Linked DNA regions of Homo sapiens: region 1 is linked to region 2. A link is an interaction called in ENCODE POLR2A ChIA-PET data of the cell type or tissue named here. Cell type or tissue: endothelial cell of umbilical vein. All regions are shown on one strand. Links, peaks and the distances in the headings refer to the core of each region. The heading gives the core; the rest is flanking DNA.

Region 1 (5,922 bases), core at 778-4,777, 120 kb after region 2:
TACTGGAAGATGGAGGTTCCGCCCGAAAGGCTTTTTTTTTTTTTGTTCCTTCACAAGTTGATGGATTTTGAGGTTGTTTCTACCTTCTGGCAGTAAGTATTCTTGCTATGAATAGTTGCTGCTTTGGATAGTCACATGTAAGCCTTTGTGTGGACGTAGGTCTTCCTTTGTCTTGGGATTGTACCTAGGAGTAGAATTGCTGGGTCATATGGTAAATCTGGGTTTAACTTTTTAAAAAGCTGTCAGACTCTTTTCCAAAGCATCTACACCACTTTACACCTCACCAACAATGAATGAGGCTTCCAAGTTTTCTACATCCTAGCCAACACTTACTACTGTCCATCTTTTGATTATAACCATCCTAGTGGGTGTGGAGTCGTATGTCATTGTGGTTTTGGTTTGCATTCTCCTGGTGGCTAACGACACTGAGTTATTTTCATGTGCTTATTGGCTATTTGTATGCAGTTAATTTTTAATGGCTTGATTTCCTTTTTTGCCATAGTTTGTTCAATTATTAAATTGAAGCACTCTCTCATTGCAGCTGCCCAGTCAGTGTTTTCTGAGTGAGGGACCCTCTTCTTGACTGTGGCAGGAGGGTGCACTCAACTCACACTTCCCCTTTAAGATCACTGCCCTCTCCACCACTACGTCCCTCTGCAGGGGTTGCATCAATCTCTCTTCTTTCTATTTCTTTTCTTTCTCTCACTCTTTTATTTATTTCTTTCTTTCTTTTAGACAGGGTCTCGCTATGTCACCCAGGCTGGAGCACAGTGTGATCATGGCTTACTGCAGCCTCAACCTCCCAGGCCCAAGCAATCCTCCTACCTTAGCCTCCTGTGTAGCTGGGACTATAGGCGTGCAGCACCACACTTGGCTAAATTTTTATTTTTTGTAGAGAAGGAGGACTCCCTATGTTGCCCAGGCCAATCTTAAACTCCTGTGCTCAAGTGATCCTCGTTCCTCAGCCTCCCAAAGTGTGAGATTACAGGTGTAAGCCATCACACCCAGCGATTATCTCTCTTTTCTATTTTCCCTTCACATCTTAGCCTTTTTTCTTTAATTTTTTTATTAGCCTAATCAATGCTATTTTTTATTGTGGTAAAACAGATATAACATTTACCATTTTAAGCACTTTTAAAGGGTACCCGTCTGTGGCGTTAGGTACATTCAAAGTGTTCTGTAACCATCATCGTCATCCATCCTTCTCCAGAACTTTTTCAACATCTTCTTCAACCAAAACTCTCTACCCATTAAATACCAGCCCCCCATTCTCTCCTACTCCAGCTCCTGTCAACCACCTAAATGTTGCATTTTACACCTAAAATGTATTACTATTTAATTGCCTTCTCAAAGGGATTTTTAATACATTATGTTAATAGTAAAAAGCCAGTAAGGCCAGGCGTGGTGGCTCACTACTGTAATCCCAGCACTTTGGGAGGCCAAGGCAGGTGGATCACTTGAGGTCAGGAATTCAAGACCAGCCTTGCCAAATGGTGAAACCCCGTCTCTACTAAAAATACAAAAATTAGCTGGGTGTGGTGGCACACACCTGTAATCTCAGCCACTCTGGAGGCTGAGGCACGAGAATCGCTTGAACCCAGGAGGTAGAGGTTGCAGTGAGCCGAGATCGCGCCACTGCACTCCAGCCTGGGTAATAGAGCGAGATGCAGTCTCAAAAACAAAAACAAAAACAGAAAAGCCAGTAAGATGGCTACCCCTCAGAAATAAAGTAGGAAGCTGCTACAAGCTAGATTTTTAAAGATATTGCTGGTTACAAAAGTTCCTTTCTTCTGTGGCGTGAACTGTCCAGGACCCTCATACTGGAAATGTCTTGGCCTTATCCAGCTGGTGCCTTGCTGCAAGTCCCAAATCACACCTGCTTGGCTGTGCATCATTTTCTTGAATTTTGTTTATCCAACGACTGGATAAAATGACATCAAGTAATCCATGTTAAAGAAGTATCTCTAGGATAAAAATTTTGTGATTTGGCTGTCATTTCCATCAAATACACCAACTAAATCGTAGATGCTCTCTTTATCTTGCCCTCTTGTCCATATATACTAAGACTAAAAACTAAGTGTTTGCAAAAAAGAATACAAAAAATTTTAGCACAGCAGAATTTTCCTCAGAATGAAGTCTGGTATTCTTATTTACATGTTCAATATTTCTCATTTATGCTTGAACAAGAAACAAGGTTGGTAGCCCTTAGGCAAACTAGAGATTCTGGCTGTAAAACCGTTTGAAAAGGGTACATTTCTATTCAAGGACATGGGAAAGCCACATTTAAAAAAGGATGTTGCTTCTCTACACGTAAAACTTGTTGGAAGACAGATTATCCTCCTAGAAGAGCAGATGTTCTCTATTACAAAAGAGGAAAAGCATTTAGACTCTTCCGGTGGTGAATAGAGGCCACAGGTTACAGCTTTCTTTGGCCTTTGCTTTTAAAAAAACATTCTGCTGAAGGCCTTTTGTTGCCAGTGGTGTCCAGCCGGTTGCCCTTTGTATTTGATGATGACGACATTGAAAGGATTGTTTTGTGCAGGGACTCTGGACAAAAAAGAGACATTTGGGACAGAAAACCTTTCTACATTGTGTATATACATAAAGATCGCTCTAAATTTGGTTCCTTGCCAAAGGAAATATTTTCGAAGATTTTTTAAAAATCCTTGAAACTATTCAGGGTAGTGGATCTCAGAGGGGGTTTGGCATTGGTGAGTAGGAGGCATATCGGTACTATATGGGTCAGTTTTTATAATACATGTCTTTGAGAATCATTGTCTTGAATTTTCTTTAAAATGAATATGAAGAGCTCTGTTGTAAACTGTAATAAACTATATTATTAATGGTTATTTATTGTTCCTGTGTGCTACTCCCTATTTGTCAAATAAAATAAATGTGAAAGAAATGAAGTCACAACCATTGACAGCTTTCAATAATCTATGTGTAGATAAGGAATATTCGTGGCAAGTGAATAATCTCAGGTACCTTCTTCTTTGCCGTTTTATTTCTTCGCTGTGTTCTCTTGCCAACAATAATAGCTAACATGGGTTGAACGTTTGCTTTGAGCTGAGTACTGTGCTACACATACACCATCTCGTGTAATCCTCCAGATGACTCTGCTAAGGAGAAACTGTTATTAATCCCATTCTACAGATGTGGTGGCTGTGGCACAGTAAAGTAACTTACCCAAGATCTCAAAGTGAGTGTGTGGTGGAGCCAAGCTTTGAACCCAGATGGAAGGACACTTTGTAGCCTCTCTGTTTGGGTTTTAATAAGTGCAGGTTTATTTTTTTTTAATTAGCTAAAGCAGGGGAGCTCCAATGACAGGGCAAGGGTAGCTTAGCCAGATAAAATATTAGATGTCCAGTTCGATTTGAATTAAATTGCATGGGACATACTTATATTAAAAAATTATTTGTTGTTTACCTAAAATTCAGATTTTACTGGGTGTTCTGTATTTTTATTTGCCAAGTCCAGTGGCCCTAGGCAAGAGGAGTGTTGCAAAGGAAATGAAGGGAACCGCGTAATGTGTTTTGATTATTGTCCTTTGGGATTATTTGTGGTTTTGGGTTCTTTTTGAAAAAAAAAAAAAAAGACTTTTTTCATTTTAAACATGACAATGTATTTTATTAAGCTTTAAACCAGACAGATGTATATTTTAAGGACTTGTAATATGCTGATAACCTATCAAGGGACATCCCTTGATATGCTTCTTTGCTAGGAATCCAAATCTGATCCATGCCAAGATTTGTACCTCATTGGTTTCTCTATGAAGTGAAACTATGAGAAACACTACCCTCTATTTGTTTGTTTGATTGTTTTTTCTTTTGAACAACAGCAACAACAAAAACCCTTTACCTCAATCTGGGTATATCATGACTTTTTGGAAGCCTTATTCTAGGATCTTCTTTTTAGTTGGGATATCAGTGTTAGCCTAATTTCATTTTCTGCAGATAGCTTCATCATCCCAATTTTTAAAATGTTGATGAAATACTCTTGTGCTTTTATCAACTCCTACTTGGTAAAATCCCCTATCTCTGAGTGGTCACCCTAAAATACATGACATGGGCATGGATATTCCCAGCAAAAGTTCTGACACATTCACAAATGCTTCCTGAGGACATCTGTCTGTTTCCTTCTATGCACATTTTGAACATTCCAGCAGTGAGAATGACTAATGATGCTAAAGCTCTAGAAACTGTCACGTGTTGCTGTTCAGTATGTCAGAGCCTGTCTGCAGATAAGCCTCATTTCTTAAGAATAATCTGTCCCAATCAAGCTAGTTTTGCAACAAGGCTCATTTGCAAGTACCAAAGTCTATGACTTGTGAAAGAACCAAGCCACGCAAACCAAACACAGAACCCAGTGACAGAAACTATTGGTCTTTAGTGCGACTGGAAGGTAGCCAACCTGGTTCCCATTTAGGCAGGGAACCAGTTTGTCTCTCCAGTTAATGTCTGAATAAATTACCATTCATGTCCCTGAGGGTTTGGAATGATTGCAAATTATTTCTGAAATCCTGGGTAGAACTCATGTGGCCACTTACGATAAGCCTTGTCCTTCTGCAACTGGTCAGGTATCAGAGAGGTCTCATAAATCAAGATTGTAGTTATCAGGAAAAGTTGTTGGATTCATAGAGTAGGGGCCAAGGGAAAACTTTCCCTTTGCCCTCTGAAATTTCGTTGAAAAATCAATTGACACTAGACAGATTAACGGGAGAAATGGCATAGAAGTTTACTAATGTGCAAAGAGAGAAAATTACACACAATGGGGTACAGATGGTTATATACCCTTCTTCTTAGAGGAAACGGAGATAGGAAGTGTGGAGATAGGAAGTGGGGGGAAGGGCAGTAAATGATTTTTACTTGAAGAACCAACAGTGACCTGGGACAAAGTCTGTTGGGCCCACAGAACAGACAACAATTTGTGACAGAAGTCTGTTCAGATGTGTTGACAGACTTCATTCAGTCTTTCTTCCTGCTATATGAGTTGCTAATGGCAACTCAAGGAAGAGACCAGAAGTAATTGTTTTCTTCTCTGGAGGGTAAGATTTTAGGTAGATAAGGGAACTTCACAGAACCATTTCATCCTGTGCGTAGGGGAGAGACAGAAGATTGAGAGACAGGAGTGAGGGGAGGTCAGAGAGACCTTGAGCCTTCTTCAGGTTCAGAATATCAAAGCATCATATTTGGGGATATAGGTTTCTGAGCCCTAACAATGGGAAGAATGATCTTTCTGTATCATATGAATACTGAAGATTGTTGAAGTGAGCATCTAGTGCTCCTATCTCGATAAATTATCCAATGCCTTTCCCATCTCTTTCTCCTACCCATTCTCTAGTGGCCTGCCCCCTTGCCCTTTTTATTGTAGTGAAAACTTAGTAGTAAAAAATACACTTGGTAAAAATCATGACATCATGTAAATTGTATGTAAAAAGATGACATGCTCATACAAGATGCTTGATTCATTGCCTAGCAGAGCAGGCCACTGGTAGGTCTGCATACCACGAGCTGGTCTGTTTCGAGGTCACTTATGCTTACTATCATTGCAACAACTACTTCTTCCTCAGAAATTAGTCAGTGGAGATGTGACATTTATTTTATCTCAGAATTTTTATGTCTGTTTCTGAAAAGAAAAAGGTACCAGCAGCTGCAGTTCCCACTCCGTCTCCCAAAGGGATCTGGGCTAGAGGGTAGGGTATTGGATTTGTCATCATATTTTCCATCTGCTCACAGATTGTGAGGTTTATTATTGTTTCTGTTATTGTTTTTTGAGACAGGGTCTCACCTTGTTGCCCAGGCTGGAGTGCAGTGGCGCCATCTTGGCTCACTGCAACCTCCACCTCCCAGGTTCAAGTATTTCTTGTGCCTTAGCCTCTAGCCTCCCTGGTAGCTGGGATTACAGGTGTGCGCCACCAGGCCT
Region 2 (8,161 bases), core at 1,940-5,939:
GCAGTTAATATTCTAGGCTCTAGCTACAAGCAGACCTGGGTTTGAATCCCAGCTCTGCCACTTACTGGTGGAAGGTCATAAGTTGCTTGAACTCTCTCAACCTCAAGTTCTTCATCTGTCAAGTGCGAATAACAGTAGTAGATATTTTACCAAGTGCAAAGAATTGAATAATGCTTACAAACCATTTAGCATATCATCTGGCATTGTCTATTACAGTAAATGCTCAGTAAATGTGAACTATTTTACCCCTGTTGTTTGACGTTAATTTTTTTTCAATGAATGACTCATTGAGATACTAACTCATGCGTCTTGAAAACACTACCAGTCTCTCCAGAGTAACCTCCAATATGGACAACAGGCAAAAATATGGTGATTATTCCCAGTTTGGGCATTTGTGAAAGATGTGGCTGAGGCTGTATGGATGCGTGTGCACACACACACACACACACACACACACACAGAGGCCGATGGGAAAATCTAACTCAGCAGGAAAGCTATCACAGAGCGCTGGATTTAGGCACAATGAGTAAACAGGGATTTGGAAGAGAGGAATGCACCACATAAACAATTTTCACAATCTGGTATGAAAGCCCAGATGCTTCCTGCATGAAGGGGTGAACTCAGAGAGCGTCACAGGGCAAAATGAAGTAAATGCTGAGACTGTCCATCATTCTGGCCCAATTCCTACATATCTGTGCATCTTCTACTTATGGTTTTATTTAGGTGAGAATAAATAAGAGTACCTCATAGTAGATAAGAATAGTACATTACACACGCGCGCACGCACACACACACACACACACCTGGGGTTAGATGAAATTGTATATTTGGGGAACTTGGGGTAAAGAGTACAGAGCCACACAGCAGTTACCTTCTGCATCCTCCTGCTTCAGAGAAAGCAAATAAGACCAGTTTCTTTTTAATCTGTTGTTTTTACTAAGTCCAGGATTGATGTTAATTTGAATTTGTTCTTTTAAGATTCATTTTTGACTGAAAGAACTGAGCCGGAAGGTCTGCTTGAGGCTACTTCCAGTTGAGAAACAATTTATGTGTTCATTGAGACAGTCATTTACTCAACCAACACTTACTGAGAACTTTCAATGAGGCAGGTTCCTTGCTAGATACAGGCCAGCTAGATGCTAGAAGCCATCATCAAAGGAAGATGAAAAAGTGATGGTAATTATCCTCTAGAGGTTTGTAAACTGGAGTTAGGGAAGGGAGCCCAAAATCCATGAATGAGTGATTAAAATACAGTGGGATAAAGTTGGTGGTAGAAATATGTCCATGAGATATGGCAGCAAAGAAGAAGAGCACCTTCATGGGAAAAGTCCAAAGAAGACTTCCATAAAGAGATGATACCTGAGCAGATGCTTTAAAAATGAGTAGTAATTACCCATGGGAAGGGGAAGAGAGAGAACAAGGGCAATCCAGGCAGAGGGGTGGTATGAGCAAAGTCATTGAGCCAAACAAGGAAATCTTCATTTCTGCAGGTAAATGAGAGGCTGGGAGTGTGTCATATCCATGAGCTTTAGCAGAGAGCCCATGAGGGGTTTTCAGCAGGGGAGTGCTATTGTGGTGTGTCTAGGCACATTCTGGATTTTAGGGTGATGGGGCTGCATAGAAGCAGAGAGATTGGTTAGAAGGTTGTTGCAGGCATTTAGGAGAGAGCCTATACTAGGGCTGAAGAGAAGCAGCTATGAAAAGAGATTTGTGGGGCAAATTGGCTTGGTGGCTAATAAGACACTTAGTTGACCTGGTGACTAATAAGATACATGTACGTGATGATAGTAAGCGAGGGTCAAGCCAGAGGTGAAGACAACATCTAGGTTTCCCTCCTAAGTAGAATGGATTAACGGTGGTACCAGCATCTGAGCTAGAGAATAGGGAGGAGCAGCTCTATGGAGAAAGATGAGTTTGGTCCTGTATATGTTGTGTATGTGGACCATCCGGGTGGAGACATTCAAAATACAATTGTACATAAAGGCTGGAGTTCAGGAGAGATGCTGAAGATATAGTTTGGATAGATTTAAGCATGTTCGGTAGGAATTAAAGCATGAGGCTGGACATGAGTAGCCAAGAATTAAATGTTAATCAATAAGAACAATAAAACAAATAAACCTTTAGTGGTAGAGTAGGAGAAGAGGTGCCCATATGGAGAACATGGCGTCATGGTCTCTTCATCATGGAGGAAGAGTGATCAAATATGTTTTTAAAAACGAAGAAGTCAAACAGATCCACACCAAAGAGGGTCCGCTGGACGTGGCAGTCATGGACTTGACTAGGAGCAGACGCAGCAGGGCATGAGGGCAGAGGGACTGAGGCTGAGGCATGGACTTGACTAAAAGCAGATGCAGCAGGGCGGTGAGGGCAGAGGGACTGAGGCTGAGGCATGGACTTGACTAGGAGCAGACGCAGCAGGGCGGTGAGTGCAGAGGGACTGAGGCTGAGGAGGGGTCAGGATGTGAGGATGTTGAGGCAGTAAGAGATGACTGGCCTTGGGGAAGTCTGGAAGAGGGATTCAGCAGCAACTAGAACAGGATGCAGGGTCAAGAGAAGTTCACTTATTTTTAGTATGGAAAGAGATAATTCTTGTTTATTGACTAGCAGGAAGGAGGCATCTTGGAGAGAGGTGAAGACACAGGGGAGAGGGGATAGTTAATGGGGTATCCTCCCAGATCAGTCTGCACAAGCTCAGGTGCAGGGGTGGAGGCGCTGGCCTTCAACAGACAGTCTGAGTCAGAGGCTGGAGGTCAGAAGGTGTGGCTGGATGGGACTTTTTCTCTTCCTAGAAAAAAGGGACATTTTTAGGGGGAAAAGGAGGGGGTTTAAGCTATTGAGAAAAGTACTGCTTTGAAATGAAATAATCTCACTTTCCTGTAATCAAAACTCTTTATTTCTGATGAAACAGACTCAAATAAGAATCACAACAAAGAAATCAGTGCTCAGCTCAAGCCTGGAAATGATTTCCTACACGGAAATCCACTTGCACAGATTCTGATAGTGTGAGTCATGTGATTCCAGATGGAGTAAATACACATGAAAAGGAGAGAAAAGCTGGTGTCTCCATGGGCTGAAGCACACTTATGGAGAGAGAAATTTTCATTTATTTGTATTTGGGCTTCAATATGATTACATCACCATCAATAATGAAAAGTGCTGCCATGTCCCAGCTGTATACTTAGATCAAGATATAAATCAGTCCAATATTGTTCTTTTTTCTCACTGAATATCTAAATTTGTATATTTGAGGGGAAAGTAGAAAAACCAAGCCAAGATTTTAAAAATTACATTTACTATCACCATCTCCAAGTTACATTCACTATAGAATCCTTTAGAAGCATGTTCTTGGGTAGCTTTGCTTTTTATGCACTCAACAAATATTTATTGAGCATCTGTATGTACAGGGAAGAATGTGAGGTACAGTAACACAAAATATATAGTCCTATCTCTTAATAAGCCTGCACTTGGGAGAAGGTATAGATAGGGTTGGGAAGGATAAATATATTTTTAACACTCTAATACAAGGCAGAGTGTACCAAAAGTTAGAAATGCTGTGGAGAATCAGAATGAATGAACATACCAGGCTGGGTTGGGGGGCTGGGGGAATTATGGAAAACATTCCTAAAGAGATGTAATTTGATTTGGGCTTTTATTATGATATCTGTTTTCAGACAATGGAGTTGAGAGTGGGGAGTCCTTCCTGGCTTTGTCAGGAGCAGTTTGAGGTCTTGGCTGAAGACAGGAAGGCATAAGGCTGGAAAGGGGTGGGAGCAGAACATGGAGGGTGTGAACTTCCAGCCGAAGAAGTTTGATGGGGTTTGGGAAGGAGGTGAGAGGGAGCCACCAGGAAAGGATGTGAGCTGGACCTTTGGAATTCTTAAAGGGACCCTTGTCTTCTCTGCCATATTTCTGTCTCAGGGATGACGTGAGGAAAAAAAAAAAAGAGGAGGAAATGGGCTTGAGTTTCCACTGACACCTTACAGTCAAGGAAGGCCCTGTTCTTTCATAAGGAAAAGTGGAAATCCTCTGTTTACTTAAGGGCCATTAACATGTTTTCATATTAAAATACCAAATGATCTGCCGTGACTCCAGATAGACTCATCTAAATAAAAGGAAGCTGTTTCCTTACAAATTGAGTCACAAAGGATAAATATTTGTGGAGTGCCATAGAAACAAATGCGCTGTCTTCCTGAAATGTGGAAAATGAATTTTGTAGCATTGATTTGCATGAAAACAATATTCTTCCCAGTGTTCTACCTAGAATATTGAAATGGAGGTATTAAGATAGATGATAGATAGGACAGATAGATTGCTAGAGAGCTAGATTAGATAGATAGATAGATAGACAGACAGACAGACAGATAAGATAGATAGATCGATGAGGTTAAATATTCTTAGGATGGAAGAAGGGGTCAGATAATCACATCTCAGACAGATCTGGAATTCCAGGCAGCAGGAACTAATGAAGTGGTCTCTTCAGAGTTTTACCATGGGACGAATTCACCCCCGATTAGTTTTTATTCTTTGAGTCACTTCTCTCAAGACAAAGATCTTTGGGCAAGAGTTCAGTTGGCCTAGCTTAGATATGTTTCTACTCCTTGGCCAGGGATGTGAGCCTTCTGACCAATAGTTTCACCAAATCTACAAGGAACCCTAGAGAGACTTTTTTCCCAGTGGAGGAGCTGGATGTTGTTCCTAAAAGAAAAGGGCAGAGGGACCCTGGGCAGGCAAAATTTTCAGCTGCCTGCCACCTTAGCCCCTGTCCCCACACTCACTTCTGAACCACATGTGATCAGTCTTCTCTTCCCACCACATAACTGAAACTTCAAGGTCATGGGTGAGCTCTATGTTGTTAAGTCTTATTTATAGGAGCGATCAGCTCGCTGCACTGCAAGGCTGGAAAGGTGTTTAAAATGTATACTTAGGCATGTCTTGGCTCTTTCTGATATAATTCAGCTGGCAAAGGCTCTGGCAGGAAGCCAGACGGACACAAATAGCGCACCAAAGAGATGCTAAGACATGGGTGATTATAATTGTGCAAGGAGTAGAAACTTCTCTGCTGAGACTTTGGATGTGGCAGAGATTTGGGGAGTAGAAGGGGGGCAAAGCACAGTTCCAGCCAACCCCATTTACAGGCGTTGATTAGCAGTAATGAATTCACAACCTTGCAATTGCTCATTTTTTTTTCTTCTGCTGCTGAGTCATGGATAAGACTCTAAGCTCTGATTAGCTGTGATCCCTAATTCTCAGCACAATTCTAAGAGCATTCCTTCAAATTCAACAATATGTGGTAAGTGTCTTGTATTAATTAGGATTCCATGTGGATGCAAGGAACAGAGACCCACAATAACAGTGGCTTAAACAAGATGCTTATTTCTTTTTTTTTTTTTTTTTTTGAGACGGAGTCTGGCTCTGTTGCCCAGGCTGGAGTGCAGTGGCGCAATCTCGGCTCACTGCAAGCTCCGCCTCCTGGGTTCATGCCATTCTCCTGCCTCAGCCTCCCGAGTTGCTGGGACTACAGGCGCCCGCCACTACGCCCAGCTAATTTTTTGTATTTTTAGTAGAGATGGGGTTTCACCATGTTAGCCAGGATGGTCTTGATCTCCTGACCTCGTGATCCACCCACCTCGGCCTCCCAAAATGCTGGGATTACAGGCGTGAACCACCGCGCCCGGCCAAGATGCTTATTTCTCCCTTCAATAAAAATCCACAGGTCTGCAGTTATGTAAACATCCACAGGCATGCAGTTAAGAGCTGTTTGGTGGCTGTGCCCTGTGAATTCCTTAGGGACCCAGACCTGTTCCACTTTAACCCTAAAGACTGATCCTTGTCAACAGTGACCAAGATGGCAGTTTGTGCCTCAGCTGCATACATGTGCATTTCAGGCAAAGGATGAAGAAAGAACTGGAGAAGAAAGGGCTAAAGAAGATTCTAGGAGCTGACATATAGCACTTTCACTTACATGCCTTTGGCCAGAGCATGTGGCTACAAAGGATGCTGAGAGATGTGGCCTTTACTCTGTGTGGCCATATGCCCAGCTCAGCCACAGGAATGACATTGCTTTGAGAGAAGGGGAGGATGGAAATTGAGCAACTTAGCAGTCCCCTTTCCACTTTTACTTGTGCTGAATTCATAAACATGTGGGCAGCTTTCCTCTCCTCTGAGCAGCAAACACTTCTTCTGAGGTTCTTGTTTTGGCAGGTTGGCCAGACAGGCACCCCACTTGACTGCTCAACTATGAAACTGCAGTTCCAGAGAAGAGAACAGGTCTGAATTAAGCACCTTAAGCCAGTTGGTCAGCATCTCCTTTTATTCGGAGAGTAGTTACTGAGATTCAAACCCATGTCAACTGAGTAGCAATGTGTTTGGCTATAGGGTAGGGCGTAACCCTAGTCTATGTCTCTCAATAGTGAGTTATTTCATAAAGGCTCAGCCCATCGTCAGGAATATGCTGGTCTTGCGTAAGCCTTTTTCAGAAGTGTTCATAGGGTCCTGAGAATTTTGTGAGCACTTCTTTACTGCTTCTCTTGCCTCCTCTTTTAGTTGGTGCTGAGTTCACTGCATGAAGGGTCCCAGGAGTCCTCTTTCCCCTTGGTTTTTCTACTCCTTTCCTTTTCTGCTCTTTCTACCACCTCCTACTGCTGGACCTCTTTGTATCTGTACTCCACCATGGAAAATAAGTTTTGTTTGCCCCAGATCTTCCCATTTCCCAGAGTGGAGCCTTTATAATTCATGATGTTTACTAAACTTGATCTCTGCCCTTTCAAGGGATGGAACTCAGATAATGAAAGATATAGGGAGGGATACATTGCTTAAATCTGTGAGTGGGCATTACGATGGGCCTAAGTGTCCCAAGAGGGATTGGCTTGCCATGGGAGGTGGTGAGCTCCCCATGTGTGGAGAAGTTCAAGAAGGTGTGAAATAATCGTTGGGTGGAGGACAGTTCAAGGACTTCATGTTTCTGGAGAGCAATTAAGTTCAATGGCTTCTACTCCCAGTCTGACCTGTGCTTCTGTGAGCTTGAAAAATATATATTGTGTTGCAATGTGCATTCTTTAGGGAATGAAGGTAAAAGGGCAAGTGGTCATGGGAGGATGTCAAGGATAGGGGCAAAGGGTACTGGTTCCCCAGCCAGACCACCAGGGTCCAAATTCTGGCTGCACATCATCTCTGCAACCCTGGACAAGTCAGTGCTCTTTCTGTGTATCCATCCATCTGTGTCATGGGAGTTGCAGATTTTTTTACTTCATGGGATATTGTGAAGATTAAGTATTATAATGTACGTAAAACACTCATAACAGTTCCAAGCACACAGTAAGCACTCAATAATCCTAATCCTTATGATTATTATTGTTACATATATTACTGTATCTAGCAAAAACAATATTAGAATTGTTAGTATTATAATAATTATTATCATCATTGATGGGGAAGGAAAAATGAAGCCCACCTGAGTTCACAGACAAGACCCTCTCCAAACAGTAAAACAATTAAAAACCAAGTTGTATTTGTCTGTGCTCCTTTGGATTCAACTGACCAACACCCAGGCAAAGGGAAAATATATTGGCTTGCTTTTTTTTTTTGAGATGGAATCTTGCACTGTCGCCCAGGCTAGAGTGAAATGGCATGATCTCGGCTCACTGCAACCTCTGCCTCCCAGGTTCAAGCGATTCTCCTGCCTCAGCCTCCCATGTAGCTGGGATTATAGGCACCTGCCACCATGCCCAGCTAATTTTTGTATTTTTAGTAGAGACGGAGTTTCACCACATTGGACAGGCTGGTCTGAAACTCCTGACCTCAAGTGATCCACCCACCTTGGCCTCCCAATGTATTGGCTTTTGTAAGTAAGAAGGGCAAAGGAGTAGCTGAGGATCTGGGAAGCAGGAACTGGAGATTGAATGGCACGGGTCCCCAGCAGCCAGCATGCTCTGTCTTCCCTTCTCTTTGTTTGGGCCTTGCAGGAAGGTAGGCTCTCAGCAGAGCCTTGAAGGCCAGGTATTTGAGAGCCAGGCAAGTGAAGCAGAAGGAGAGCATGAGTGAGCCATTGGGAGTGGGGACGGAAACGGCGAGAACCTATCCAAGGCACCGTGCTGAGCTATGAAGCTGGAGGGCAGCGCAGGCTGTGACCCAAAAAGGCCACACAAGGCCACATGCTCCTGAG

Evidence for each region. ChIA-PET counts read pairs that join two places held together with the same protein. Peaks named below come from ENCODE experiments on the same cell type or tissue, not always from the same donor. Only the 100,000 strongest peaks of a DNase experiment are listed, where the experiment ranks them.
Region 1: POLR2A ChIA-PET joins it to region 2 with 30 read pairs; 7 of 35 experiments call an interaction of 5 or more read pairs at or near these places.

What each region holds. Positions count from the first base shown.
Region 1 is chr9:110,025,369-110,031,290 of GRCh38, forward strand. All of the region lies in intron 7 of PALM2AKAP2 (PALM2 and AKAP2 fusion), which reads left to right. It also overlaps the pseudogene RPL21P87. Among named protein-coding and RNA genes, the nearest start is that of C9orf152, 180 kb to the right of the region's middle. RefSeq lists an enhancer at 2,303-2,472 and a cis regulatory region at 2,388. In endothelial cell of umbilical vein, for the core only: no CTCF peak of the experiment used is centred there; DNase peaks (open chromatin) are centred at 2,493, 3,083 and 4,163; H3K27ac peaks cover 3,495 bases.
Region 2 is chr9:109,908,379-109,916,539 of GRCh38, forward strand. The region is part of intron 3 of PALM2AKAP2 (PALM2 and AKAP2 fusion); the gene reads left to right. Among named protein-coding and RNA genes, the nearest start is that of PALM2AKAP2, 130 kb to the left of the region's middle. In endothelial cell of umbilical vein, for the core only: no CTCF peak of the experiment used is centred there; DNase peaks (open chromatin) are centred at 2,493, 2,993, 3,973 and 5,013; H3K27ac peaks cover 3,837 bases.